Linked DNA regions of Homo sapiens: region 1 is linked to region 2. A link is a contact called in ENCODE Hi-C or POLR2A ChIA-PET data. All regions are on one chromosome and are shown on one strand. Each heading gives the region's core, a stretch centred on a gene start or an enhancer-like site at or near the end of the contact. The rest is flanking DNA. Distances are from core to core; before and after follow the strand shown. Region 1 holds the start of AP1G2 (adaptor related protein complex 1 subunit gamma 2). Region 2 holds the start of C14orf93 (chromosome 14 open reading frame 93).

Region 1 (2,806 bases), core at 219-2,718, 560 kb after region 2:
CTCTGGGGCCAGGTCTCGGCACATCTCAGCAGAGCCCATGGTGCTCAAAGTGCACAAGGCCAGGCCTTGTACTGGCTGAATCCCCTGGCTCAGGTCACTGCAGGGTTTGGGAGGACGGTCAGTCAAACCTCTGAGAAAATCAGTCCTTTTCAATACCCACAACAGGCAGTCCCCTGGGATTTCCAAGGTCCCTACTCTCCCATCTCCCTGATTCCAAGTGATTGCCAGAACCCTCTCACTTCTTGATGCTGTTGGTAATGAGCAGGTGGGCATCGTGCCTCTCATCCAATAGAAGCATGGCCCCCAGGTAGCCCACCCTCTTGTCTGTGAATCTGGAGGAGGCGATCAGTTTCAGGCACTCCATCTATAGTGAAGGGGGCAGACCAGGAAGAGGCAGGGGTGAAACCATAGACACTCACATCCCTGTTCCATCTTCCTCTTTAAAACCAGATTAACCTGTGGGGCATCATATCTCATCACTCTCCCTTCAACAAGAGGAGAAGCTTAGGAAATTCAGGCGTTAGTGGGTAGGAGGAACTAGGAGTTGAGGAGGATGGGAGCGGAGAGGAGGAGATGCCTGCCCTAAAGGAGGCTGGCCAGAGAATGAAGGGTTCAGGCCAGCTGATGACCAGTAGGGGTAGCAATGGGGAAAGAGGTTTGCAGTGCAGGCTGTGAAGACTCTGAAATTGTAGAATTTAAAAAACCAGGGCATAAACAGGTGAGAGAGTCTGGGACTCTGCCCCACTAGCCTTCATCAAGCTCAGGAGGGAGGTATTCCTGGCCAGTACCTGTCCAAAGTGGGCGGGGTAGCCCAACATGTGGACGTAGAGCAGTTTGGCCAGCTGCCGGTGCCTGTGCACTGGGTCCCCGTCGCGGAAGGAGGCCCGGATGTGGGCACACTCCTTTTGGATCACCTCCCGCTCCTGGGCCTGAGTCTTGGCCCCGCGAATCTCTTCGATGAGGTCCTGAAGCTTCAGCGAAGGCACCACCATCCTGACTGGCAGAGTCCGGGAGTGGAGAAACACTCTCTGGTCGGGCGTGCCTGGGCTTTCGGCCCAGGCCCGTCCTGTGTCAAGACCCTAAGAGCCCGGGTCCCACAGGTACCCTAAAATTGCGCCCGCATTTTACCTTTCCCGAAGTGGGTCTCCAAATTCCGCGCCCACCCCACCGCCCGAGAAGCCCACTACGCATGCGTCCGCACCCCACCGGCGCCCCTTCCTATTGAGCATGCGCGGGAGCCCCACCTATTTCTCTCTACCGTTTCCTCCCCCTACCTGGTACCCCATCCCTAGCTCAGCCATTGCTTTTTTTTCCACGACCCTCCGCTGTTTCTTCCGCGAGCTTCCTCCCCCGATTTCCATCTCAGGCAGCGGCAGCGGCAGCGACAGCCTGCCTACCCCAGGACTCCAGCCTCACCTGGCTTCTGCCTCAACTCCGCTCCTCTGCCCCCCAGCGCTTCCTGGTACGGGGCCGAGCAGGGGTTGGTGCTCCGTGCGGTCCTTCCCTCTCCCCGCCTCCACCACGGGACCCCGCCCTCCTGGGCCGACTGCAGAGCCTTCCTGAATCCTCTGACCTCGGGCCTCAGGCTTTAGCGGAGAGACAGCATGATAGGCCTGGAGTTCTTCAAGAGGCCTCCTCGCACATCCTTACCACCCGGAGAGCCTCAGTTTGGATTTGAAGCCATCGCACCCCAAAGGAGATGACAATCCCCCCCCTTTTTTGAACTTTTTTATTAATATATTTTTTTTGTTAAATTTCTTTGTATTTTTTTCCTGCAAGACTTGGTGTTGGCGGCACTGTTGTAGTTTAACTTCAATCCCAAATTCCATGAAATAGAAATCAGAAGTAAAGGTTGAGAGGGGAGGAAGGAGGGAGGCAAGCCAAGGAATAAACAAGAGTTTGACTAGAAAAAAAGAAGAGGGTATGTGTGGTGGGCATTCCTGGGCAAGGCCATTCCTTGAGGGAGGGGGTTGGCAGGCAGCTTGCCTCTGCCTCATGCAGGGGAGGGAGGAAAGATCCCCTGGGGACCCTGCAGTCCCCTCTTCCTAGGGCTTCCTGCTCCCAGGGGAAAAACTAATACCAGAGAGGGATCAGCCACAACCTCAAACAGGGCTCTCCACCCACCTGTCACCCGGGTTTGACTCCCACCTCTGCCCTGCCTGGGAAGCATGTGAGATCAGCTATCTTTGATCCCCTCCTTCTGTTGTTTTCCCATTTCACAAGATTCTGATGTAAAGGGGGAAGGGATATAACCCATTTTGGGACTACTAAACTTGTCACAGCTTCTGCTTCCATGTGAGCTCCTGTTATCTTGTCTGGTCCTATCCCCCAGAAGTGCCTCCTCCCACCACAACTCCCAGAGTTGGGATGTGGGGGCCTTGCTCAAGTGCCTCTAACCCTCTGCAGTAGAAATGTCTTCTTCAGGCCCCTTAGGAATTTAATCAAAGGCCACAAGTGAGTCCAGACCAACCAAATAAACTATTATGGGGGAGACAGAAGGGTGGGAGAAGTCAGTGGCAAAGTCTGGGCAGGGTGGACTTGACTGCATTGGATATTCTCTGTTCCTTTACACGTTGCTCTTGGCATGGCATGCCACCAGAGGGGGCTGGAGGAGGGGCTGGCCGATGAGGAGAAAAAGAGGGAAATGCTGGGGAGTTACTCTACTTTTCACTTCCCTTCTCTCCTTCAGGGAAGGATGGAATTGGGCAGTAACCCAGCTCAGTGCTTGGAGGTAAGATAATAGCCTCCAAGATTAGAGGTGGAGGATGCACCTCCTGCAGCTTTTTCACTAGGCCTCAGAGGGACA
Region 2 (2,735 bases), core at 67-2,566:
TCCCTTCTATTATTTGCCTTTGCATCCTCTTGGCTCCCCATCACCATCACCATGAACAGTTTTTGAGAATTACACTTGACTGGATTTTTTTCCTGATACTTTGCCAGCTGTGGAGCTTTTCGAATATTCCAACCAATAAACGACCATTTTGTCAAAAAGCCAAGAAAGAACTTCCCTTCTGAACACACCAACCAAACCACACATAAAGGCCAAAATATACACAGCTGTACACTTAAGAACGTGAGACAATAAAAAGCAAAACCACTTAGGCAAAACAGTCACTGAAGGCTTTGAACCACAGATTCAATAAATTGCCTACTCTCATTTGCCACATGGACTATATACTCCTTGGCAATTATTTAATTATTCATTATTCTGATCCTTTAGGAGCAGAAAAATATAGTAAATGCACATAGAAAGTGCCTAAGTATGCTAAGCATAGGATTTCTTCTAAGCTCTGCTTTGCACACAAAATATTTTGATCACATTTGGGAAGACAACGGAAAAAAATTCACATCCTAGGGGATACTTTGCACACATAAAACCAGATATATTTATCACTTTTGAAAATAAAATCTGATATGGCACATATACACACATATTGTACATATACACAAATAACCCCAAGTTATAACTTTACAAATTTGTTTCAAGAAACACACACACACACACACAAATGTTCTAATGAAAATGTGTGTGAAAGACACACTGTAATTAAGGTCTTTCCCCCTTCCCTAGGGAAATGAATGTCTCCATTATAATATCCCAATATTAACTTATTGGCCTTGGACAAGTGCCACATCCCAGCCACTTGGTTTTGGTTCTGGGGGGGTGGGTGTGTAAAAAGCACGCAAACGGCTTTATGAGGGAGCCTCAAATCTCTCTGCTTCCTTCGATGTTGCCTGTGGCAGAAATTTACATTATCCCTTCAGCCCGCTTAAAAAATTCTGTACTTCCCAAGCGGCTAAATTTTTAAAGTCCCTCAACCACAAAAATCTACCAGTTCTTAAAATGTGATTTAAAAAAAAGAAAAAAAAACTATAAATTTGGCCGGAAACGGTTGTACACGGCCATCCTGCTTCTCAACTTCTTGGTATATTTAAAACCTTGACCAGGAAAAAGAAAGAGGAAGAGAGACAGAAAAAGAAATGGGGGAAAGAGCAAATTCCCCTTAGCAACAGTTTCCTCACCCCAACACTGCTACAGATCTCTATTTTTAAAAAATTTGAAAACACACACAAGATTAAGGAGGAAAAAAAATGGAAAAAGGATACCCGAAGGTCGTATGGCTCTTTGTATTCGTGTGTGTGCAAAAAGGAGGACTCGCGGAGCCCGAGCCGGCAAGCCCCGCCCCTCCCCGGACGCCCTCCCGGATTGGCCGTCCGCGGCCGCGGGGCGCCCCGCCCGCAAGCACACGCGCCGCGCCCGAGGCGCCAACCCCGGAGTTGGGGGCGGGGGGGGCCCTGAGGGCCGCCGGACCCCCGACCCCCAACCTCGCCTGGACCTTGGCAGACCCCTTTCCCACCTCTCTCCCTTTCACTTTCTCACCGTCCTGTCACCCTTTCCCATCTTTTTTTCTCAGTGAAACAAGGCCCAGTCACCAGCATAACAATCCAGTGAGCGACCTCCGGACACTTTGTTAAATTGAGTGAACTAGTCAGTAACATTCTAGACTGCAATTAAACATCAGGGACTTGGTGCGTGGGCCCTACTCCGGTTTCCAGGTGAAATGTCTCTGGGTCACGTGTGTTGCTTAACACCCCCACGTTTAAATGAACATTCACGTATGGAACATCTTTCTGAAGTCTTACACTTCAGCCCGAGCTCCCAGTTTATCTACCTGGCTCAGACCACATTCTCAAAACTAAAGTGGCTCCTCTTTATTTCCAGGAAGACAGCTGGTATACCTGGATTTTAAGCCACCCATAATCTGGTCCCACCCACCTATTTGTTATTTATTTATTTATTTAGACAGAGTCTCGCTCTGTCACCCAGGCTGGAGTGCAGTGGTATGATCTTCGCTCACTGTAAACTCCGCCCCTCCGCCCCCACCCCCACCCCCACCCCCACCCCGCCCAAGCGATTCTCCTGCCTCAGCCTCCCAAGAAGCTGGGACTACAGGCGTGCGCCACTGCACCCAGCTAATTTTTTTTGTTTTTGGTAGAGACAGGGTTTCGCCATGTTGGCCAGGCTGGTCCTGAACTCCTGACTTGAGGTGATGTGCCCACCCTGCCTTTTTTTTTTTTTTTTCAGTGATGTGATCTCGGCTCACTGCAACCCCCACCTCCGAGGCTCAAGCGATTCTCCTGCCTCAGCCTCCCGAGTAGCTGGGATTACGGATATATGCCACCACGCCCGGCTATTTTTTTTTTTTAAGTAGTGACGGGGTTTCACCATGTTGGCCAGGCTGGTTTTGAGCTCTTGACCTCAAGTTATCCTCCCGCCTTGGCCTCCCAAAGTGCTGGGATTACAGGCGTGAGCCACCGCGCCTGGGCACATATTTGTTCTTAGTTCCCTCTACGCTCGTCTTATCAATCTTGTATTATTCCTTTACTCAAGTGGCTTTTTTTTTTTTTTTTGGCCTGAATTATGCGTCTCCCCTTCCCTGACTGGTCAATTTTTATCCATTCTCTTTCAGCACAGACTGCTTACTTCCTTCTCTCCGCTCCCATCAACATGAATTTCATGTGTACTCCAGTTAGCGGCACGTAACTCTACCTTGATTCACATATTTT

Evidence for each region. Hi-C counts contacts between places; a loop is a spot of excess contacts on that map. ChIA-PET counts read pairs that join two places held with the same protein, here RNA polymerase II (POLR2A). Pooled maps may share reads with other maps.
Region 1: a loop to region 2 is called in a pooled map, with 7 times the contacts of the local background. The contact joins the promoter of AP1G2 here to the promoter of C14orf93 in region 2. A Hi-C loop is called at or near these places in 1 of 37 single-sample maps with no recorded cell type and 6 of 50 pooled maps. POLR2A ChIA-PET finds 5 or more read pairs at or near these places in 4 of 52 experiments (HEK293T, activated B cell, activated CD4-positive, alpha-beta T cell and 1 more).

Annotation. Positions count from the first base shown.
Region 1 is chr14:23,566,323-23,569,128 of GRCh38, forward strand. AP1G2 (adaptor related protein complex 1 subunit gamma 2) reads right to left here and starts at 1,469. Exons shown (of 22, transcript NM_003917.5): 1 at 1,417-1,469; 2 at 789-997; 3 at 240-364; 4 at 1-97. The coding sequence starts at 992. It overlaps JPH4 (junctophilin 4), which reads right to left. Exons shown (of 6, transcript NM_001146028.2): 6 at 1,716-2,806. It overlaps AP1G2-AS1 (AP1G2 antisense RNA 1), which reads left to right. Exons shown (of 4, transcript NR_110555.1): 3 at 1-1,100; 4 at 1,367-1,754. RefSeq lists enhancers at 682-771, 802-1,041 and silencers at 1,522-1,571, 2,561-2,660.
Region 2 is chr14:23,008,827-23,011,561 of GRCh38, forward strand. It overlaps C14orf93 (chromosome 14 open reading frame 93), which reads right to left and starts at 1,317. Exons shown (of 7, transcript NM_021944.4): 1 at 1,275-1,317. It overlaps LOC124903286 (a long non-coding RNA gene), which reads left to right. Exons shown (of 2, transcript XR_007064075.1): 2 at 1-158. RefSeq lists a silencer at 1,306-1,655.